Linked DNA regions of Homo sapiens: region 1 is linked to region 2. Evidence: chromatin loops called from intact Hi-C (ENCODE). Cell type or tissue: ascending aorta. All regions are shown on one strand. Region 1 overlaps SLC38A9 (solute carrier family 38 member 9). Region 2 overlaps PLPP1 (phospholipid phosphatase 1).

The links. A loop is a pair of places that touch in the nucleus more often than their neighbours do. Peaks named below come from ENCODE experiments on the same cell type or tissue, not always from the same donor. Only the 100,000 strongest peaks of a DNase experiment are listed, where the experiment ranks them.
Region 1: it touches region 2 in a loop (1.9-fold over the local background); 1 of 110 quality-filtered maps calls a loop at or near these places.

The regions. Positions count from the first base shown.
Region 1 is chr5:55,663,056-55,667,055 of GRCh38, reverse strand. It overlaps SLC38A9 (solute carrier family 38 member 9), which reads left to right. Exons shown (of 16, transcript NM_173514.4): 8 at 2,193-2,363. Among named protein-coding and RNA genes, the nearest start is that of SLC38A9, 47 kb to the left of the region's middle. In ascending aorta, no CTCF peak of the experiment used is centred here; a DNase peak (open chromatin) is centred at 1,775; H3K27ac peaks cover 1,244 bases.
Region 2 is chr5:55,436,376-55,440,375 of GRCh38, reverse strand. The region is part of intron 4 of PLPP1 (phospholipid phosphatase 1); the gene reads left to right. Among named protein-coding and RNA genes, the nearest start is that of MIR5687, 71 kb to the left of the region's middle. RefSeq lists an enhancer at 1,412-2,239. In ascending aorta, no CTCF peak of the experiment used is centred here; DNase peaks (open chromatin) are centred at 1,095, 1,765 and 3,352; H3K27ac peaks cover 4,000 bases.

The DNA of each region.
Region 1 (4,000 bases), 230 kb before region 2:
GCCTGGTTAATTTTTGTATTTTTTGTATTTTTATTTTTTTTGAGACGGAGTCTCACTCTGTCACCCAGGCTGGAGTGCAGTGGCGCGATCTCAGCTTACTGCAAACTTGGCCTCCCAGGTTCACGCCATTCTCCTGCCTCAGCCTCCCGAGTAGCTGGAACTACAGGCACCCACCACCACGCCCGGCTAATTTTTTGTATTTTTAGTAGAGACGGGATTTCACTGTGGTCTCGATCTCCTGACTTCGTGATCCATCCGCCTCGGCCTCCCAAAGTGCTGGGATTACAGGCGTGAGCCACTGTGCCTGGCAATTTTTGTATTTTTTGTAGAGATGGTGTTTCGCCATGTTGGCCAGGCTGGTCTCGAACTTCTGACCTCAAGTTGATCCACCTGCCTCAGCCTCCCGAAGTGCTGGGATTACAGGCATGAGCCACCGTGCCCAGCCGAAACAGTTATTCTTGATAGTGATATTGTCCTCATGTTCTTTATCTAGATGTGAATTCTCATATTCTAATGTCCCCAACTTTTCAGGCTTATGACTGCTTTCTGCCATGTACTAGCTGCCATATTTTGCTTCAAAGGTGGCAGAACTTCAGTTTTTCTGTATTCATCAAACATAATTATTTCAAAGTAGTTCAAAGCATGGGATCATAGAGGAAAAAAGACTGTAAAATTATCCTTTGATGACAATTAAAATACTCTTTCATAGGTTATACTTATCTATATTCTTTCTTGAACATTGAAATGTAAAACAAAAAGTTTATATTACTAATATAATAATCCTATCATGGAAAAGCAAATGGTTTTAGTTTTTTGTTTTCTTATGTAAATTTCTATCCTAAATGATAGGAATCTCTAAATACATGCTTTTTAAAGTTAATCATATTGTATTTTAGTTGTCTTCTACTTTATCACCTATTTTTTAGTACATGTTATGTTTCTACGATCACCATTTGTGTCTCTTAATGATTGTATACAGTTGCACACGGCAGCTCTATTGTATTTGCATAATCATTGCCCTAGGTCTTATGTTAAAGTCATTGCTAGTTTTTGCTATTCTAAAGAATACTCTTCTAAAAATATTTTATATATACTTTCTGTATTCTTTTAAATTACTTTCTTTTTGGTGCAGTGGTGGGATCATGGTTCACTGCAGCCTCAACCTCCTGGTCTCAAGGGATCCTCCCACCTCAGCCTCCTGAGTAGCTGGTACTACAGGTGCACGCTGTCACGCCTGGCTAATTTTTGTATTTTTTTAAATATGGGGTTTTGCCATGTTGCTCAGGCTGGTCTCCAACTCTTAGGCTTAAGCATTCTGCCCACCTCAGCCTCCCAAAGTGCTAGGATTACAGACCTGAGCCACCATGCCCAGCCCTGTTTGTCTTTTTCATTGTAATTTGTTTCTTCGGTTGCTAGAAGATAAACTTTCATGTTCTATTTCTACATTATGTTTTCTAACTTTTTTATTATTTGATTTCTTTCTTTTGTTTTTTTTCTTTTTTTTTTTTTGAGATGGAGTCTCACTTTGTCATCTAGGCTGGAGTGCAGTGGCATGATCTCAGCTCATTGCAACCTCTGCCTCCCAGGTTCAAACAATTCTCATGCCTCAGCCTCCAGAGTAGCTGGGACTACAGGCGCGCCACTATGCCCAGCTAATTTTTTTGTATTTTTTGATAGATATGGGGTTTCACCATGTTGGCCAGGCTGATCTCAAACTCCTGACCTCAAGTGATCTGCGTGCCTCGGCCTCCCAACGTGCTGGGATTACAGACATGAGCTGTCGTGCCCGGCCTGTTTGACTCAATTTTCTGAAATTTATATTGGCATGTGGTAGAAAGTGTGACTCAAGAAACTTTCCGCAATGTTGTTATCTGAATATGCCAAATATTAAGTAATATTTTCTGGCCCTTACTGATGCATTTGTCTAACCTTAGTTTATCACTTGCTTTTATGAATTATAAAATGTTATGATACTATAATCTGTTTCTCAGGTTATCTGTACTATTTTATCTACATTTCTTTTATTTTTCTATAATGTTTTAATTTTATTATCTTATAATATATTCTAATGTCTAGCGATAGAATACCCATAATCTTTCGCCAAATATTTTGAGTTTATTTGGGGAACACAAATTATGAATATGGAATATATGTTCAACATTTAGTTTTATTCTTTCTCTTATTTTATCTAGTTTCGTTGGATACCACTAGCTGGGAATATCCAGATGTCTGCAGACATTATTTCGGCTCCTTTGGGCAGTGGTCGAGTCTCCTTTTCTCCTTGGTGTCTCTCATTGGAGCAATGATAGTTTATTGGGTGCTTATGTCAAATTTTCTTTTTAATACTGGAAAGTTTATTTTTAGTAAGTATCTATATCATATGCTTTTAACACAGTACTTTCAAATACTATTACCACTGTAATGTTAGTTCTAGCCTTAAATTCTAGGACTTGGGATAAATAAAATAAGAAGTAACATATATAATTTTGGAAAATATATTTTATTCAGTTGGCTTTCTGTGGTTGTGCTCTCAAATATAGTGTATGCTTATTTCCAAACATTAATCTTTGAAGGAATAATATTCCTCCAAAATCTTTAGTTAAAATAAAATATGTCTATAATCCAACAGATCTTTTAAGTTTGTTTCACTAAAGAATTTGGTATGTAGACTCTAGGGAAAACAAATTTCAGCCACTTATTTTCAACATGTTAGGATATAAGATTAGGAAGTCAAAGAATAATGGAATTTATGTGATAAATATATTATTAATATTTACATATCACAGAATTATAATTTACCCAAATCAGCTACTTAAATTCTGAGGAGAGTCTTAGAAATCAGTCCAAATACTTCTTATAATTTTTTTTAGGTTAGATAGAGGAAGTTCATTTTTTTAATTAATGAATTTTTTTTTCTTTTTTTGAGACAGGGCCTTGCTATGTTGCCCTGGCTGGTCTCAAACTCCTGGGCTCAAGTGATCCTCCCACCTCAGCCTCCTGGTTACAGACTCACGCCACTGTACCGAGCTGGAAGTTTATTGTAAAAGATACCAAACCTTTTTCTGTATAAAGGTTTTACTAAAGTTTTCACTAAACCTAAAGTTTAATATATGTTTAGCAGCTTTAAATAAAGCATATATTTAAAATCTGGATTTACGTGAAAACCAAATTTCAAAGTAAGTCCTAACATAATCACAACAGCTAATTTCCCTAAGAGCCTTTGAATGAGGGAGATAAATTCTATTTCATTTTAAACATTAAAGAATAAAATTAGCTTTATAATTTTTATTGCCAAGCATTTTTATTTTTTGAGAGGTTTTTTGGAGACAGAGTCTTGCTCTGTCACCCAGGCTGGAGTGCTGTGGCGCGATCTCGGATCACTGCAACATCCACCTCCCAGGTTCAAGTGATTCTCCTGCTTCGGCCTTCCGAGTAGCTGGGATTACAGGCACCCGCGGTAACACTCAGCTAATTTTTGTATTTTTAGAGATGGGGTTTTACCATGTTGGCCAGGCTGTTCTCGATCTCCTGACCTCAAGTGATCCTCCCACCTCGGCCTCCCAAAGTGCTGGGATTACAGGCATGAGCCACCGCACCTGGCCCCAAGCATCTTTATTGTTTAAAAAACTATGAAATATTTCAAACTACAAAAAATGCAAAAGCTAATATAAATACCAGTATACTGACTAATGAGTTTTTGTGTCTCATTTTGTCATATTTTTATTAGATCTCCTTTTTTTTTTTTTTTTTTTTTTTTTTGTAGAGACAGAGTATCAGTATGTTGCCCAGACTAGTTTCTACCTCCTGGCCTCAAGCGATTCTCCCACCTCAGCTTGCTAAGAGGCTTGAATTATAGGCACAGGCCAGGCACGGTGGCCCACGCCTGTAATCGCAGCACTTTGGGAGGACGAGGCTGGTGGAACATCTGAACTCAGGAGTTCAAGACCAGCCCGGCCAACATGGTGAAACCCTGTGTCTACTAAAAATACAAAAATTAGCT
Region 2 (4,000 bases):
ACCCGGAAGGCTGAGCAATAGCTAGAGCCGTTACTATCCTGAGAGCTCTTCCCAGAGCATGGGCCTGTGACTGGACTGAAGGGCGTTTGAATGTGTGGGCGTGCTTTGTATGCCCTGGGCTAGACCTCACTAGGTCTAGCTTTTGTCTCACTAGCTATTGTGGTTTGTTTTTCGCTCACCTGTCTGTGTTAGTGTCCAAGTCCCTCTTTATGAGAAATCTAGAAATCTGAGTTTTGATTGATCTTGATGATGATTTGCATTTTACACTACTTTTATTTTTGACTAAATTTCCATGAAAAGATGAGGGATGACTGCCACTGTTTTACAAGTGAGGGAATAGGCACCTTGGGAGGGGGCTGCTGAGTTCTGTGAGCTCTGTGGGGTTTCTTGATAATCAGGATCCCATGCTGTATTGATTGATTGATTACTTGGTCTGAACCCTAGTCCATTTATTTTGAAGGTCAGCTCATGCAGATCTCTGGAAGTAAAATGGCATTCTGGAAGTGACTGACACATAACTTTGACCCACTGTTTGTAATTTTAAAGAAAATTCTCAGCTATAACATATTCCATACTTCATCATTTTCTGCTCTTCTTCCTTGACCCTTCTCAAAACACCCATTAACGTCTGTGTAATTGGTCAAATAGTAACTTGTACTGAGGGCTGTTTTGTGAAAGATTAAAATTACTATAGAGAGGATGACATTGATATAATAGAGGGCCTCAGTGGCAGGCCTGCTCAGTGGACATGCAGCCACATATGAAGGATATCAACTCGGGAAAATGATGTCAACCATAGTGTGGTAATTGGGTCAGTTTGAACCAACTGTGTTAAAAGAACAACTTTAGATAAATTTAAGGGTGTCACTGGGCAAGGAAGAAACGACTTTCAAATTGGGCAGCCCTCAGAGTCACTGCAGATTCAGAATGACTCCACTGCTTCTAAGTGGTCAGGGAGAATTTATGGACAGAAAAAGGAAAGTGAGTACAGAAAATGGAAGCGAGGTGCAGAAACTGCCGGATTGGTTACAGCTCGGCCTTGGAGCTTTATTTGAGCGTGGTTTGAATGGCTGTGAGTGGTTGAAATATGGCTGCAGGGACTGGCTGAGACTCAGCTGCTGTTACAGAAGCACATTCCTGAGTCAGGCTCCCAGTTTGCTTACTTACCAAATTAGGTTGTTCTTTGTACAGAAGAACTCAAGTATGTGAGCAGGGGGTTTTCAGGACAGATTTTAGTTTGATTTAACAGATGTAAAGTTATAATGGCAAAAAAAGAAGCCTAGATAAATAGATTTGTTGTAGACCAAGACCTTTCTGGAGAAGAAAGCAGGCCAGAGCAACCATGCACTGCATTTTACTGACTCTAGGTAGTGGAAATATTTGCTTGATGTGGATGTAGGCCCCAGCTTTTATTTCAGCCCTGAATACACAGATCCTTGCTTTTTACATTTATGTACAACTTTTTTTTTTTTTTTTAGACGGAGTCTTGCTCTCTCACCCAGGCTGGAGTGCAGTGGCGCGATCTCGGCTCACTGCAAGCTCCACCTCCCGGGTTCACGCCATTCTCCTGCCTCAGCCTCCAGAGTAGCTGGGACTACAGGCGCCCGCCACCACGCCCGGCTAATTTTTTGTATCTTTAGTAGAGACAGGGTTTTACCGTGTTAGCCAGGATGGTCCCAATCTCCTGACCTCGTGATCCGCCTGCCTCGGGCTCCCAGTGTGTTGGGATTACAGGCGTGAGCCACCGCGCCTGGCCTATGTACAACATTTAACCTCTAAGCCCCACCCCCGAATTCCTTGAGCAATGACTCATCTTGTTTCTCTGGGCACCTTGGCTTCATGAGTCAGTCTCAGATTTGGGTAGAGACGTAGTCATTTAAATCCTCTCCTAGGACAGTCTTTGATAGCCAAAACTTCTCTGTCAATTCCTGACACCCAGAAATTAACTTCTAGTTAAAAATGGCTCTTAAAACACCCTGACCATTGTTCTTCTCTGGCAGCCAGTGCAGCCCTGCACACTTAACTGTGCCAAGAGAGTGTCAGCATCAGTGAAAACCTCCCAGGCCTGCGGGAGCTCAGGGCAGGGCTGCTTTGCACATAGCCAGTTTATATGCTTAGTGACTCCCCGTGAACTTGGCTGAATGCCAGAGATTCCAAATTTATTTGATTATTCAGGAGAACAGCCATGGTATGAGTCTGTATTTTCTTTCAATACAGTGAGGAGTGTTAAAATACTTTTCCTGAGACCCTTCTATTGAGGCTGTAACCCCAGATTGTTTATATCACCGCCTGTTATGAAATTCCTGTATCTATGCTTCAGCCAGACTCTCCTCCTGCCACAAAATGCCTCTTATCTGGGCCTTGCCCCTGCCCTGTGTTTAGACAGTGCTGCCCACCTATCTAAATCCACTCAGACTCTTTCATACTATCCACTTTCCTTAAGATTCATATAATCCCTCATTTAGCATTCACTGTATACCTCCTAGCATTGTTGATACTTCGTGATGTTTTCCAAACTTGATTATTGCTGAACATTGGGCAAATGATGAACAACTCATGGCCCATAGCCTACGAACCTTGTCTGATTTTGAGGTGGGATTTAAGATCTAAATTTAGTGCCTCAGTGAATCCTAAAAATGGTGAAATTAAAACCCAAAGAAGACTAAACTGAGGCCTGCTTTCCAGTGTTCTTCTGGACAGATCTGTCATCAAATGTAGGTGGAGCAATCAATTTGGCTTGCCTGGCTAGTCATAAAAGCACTATTTCAAAATAAGTAGACCAAGGTATATTTCTTTGCATTGAGCCTGCTGTTGTTAGTCTAGTTCTGGGGTTGGTATTTTTTTTTTTTTCAGTGAAAGGTCAGATAATAAATATTTAGGCTTTGTAGGTCACATATTCTTTTTTGAAAAAACAAACAAAAAAAACTCCTTAAAAATGTTCTTAGCTTGCAAGCCAACCCCTTGACTCTAGTTTAAAATGGAAAAAAAAAAGTTCTTACTTTATTAACAATAGAATATTCAGAGGCTATGAGACAATAACAACATTTTACAGTTAAGAAGTGTTAACAAGATTAGTCAAGGAAAGGCAAAATCAAAACAGCTTCAAAAAATATCTCGTTCAACGATTATTTATTTTAAAGGTGAGATATTCTAATTAGATCCTTTAATGGAAGTTAAATGTTTCAGAAATTTCAACCAAAAATGGTTATATATCCTTCCTGTCTTAGTTTGGGCTGCTATAACCAATTGCAGCAGACTGGGTGGTTTATAAAAAACAAATTTCTCAGTCTGGAAGCTGGAAGTCTAAGATTAGGGTGCCAGCATGGTTGGGTAATGGTGGGGCCTTCTTCCAGGTTGTAGAATGTCCTCACACAGTGGAAGGGGCAAGGGAGCTCCCCTGGATCTCTTATTAGGTCATTAATCCCTTTCATGAGGGTTAACCCCTTATGACCTAATCACCCACAAAAGTCCTATTTTCCTAATCCCATTGCCTTGTGGGGGTTAGGCATTCAGTATACAAATTTTGGGGTAACACAAATATCCAGGCAATAGCACCACCCTTCAGTGATAATGAAAGAATGCCTAAGTAGTATCACAGATGTTGAATTTTCTAGTTTCTTTTAATATTAATTTTTAAACAAAAGAAAAAATGGGCATACCTTGTAATTTGTTCCTGATGTGGCTCTGTGTAATGAAGAGTCTTCCGTTTGTTTTGACCAGGTCTTCTTTGTGCACTTTATAAAACTATCATGAGGCTCTTCACAAGCGGAGCCACACGTTTTGGAGTGTTGGTTTATTAGTCTGTTTTCATGCTGCCGATAAAGACATACCCAAGGCTGGGCAGTTTACACAAGAAAGAGGTTTAATTGGACTCCCAGTTCCCCGTGGCTTAGGAGGCCTTACAAGCATGGCGGAAGGCAAGAAGGAGCAAGTTACATCTTACGTGGATGGCGGCAGGCAGAGAGAGCTTGTGCAGGGAAACTCCACCTTATAAAGCCAT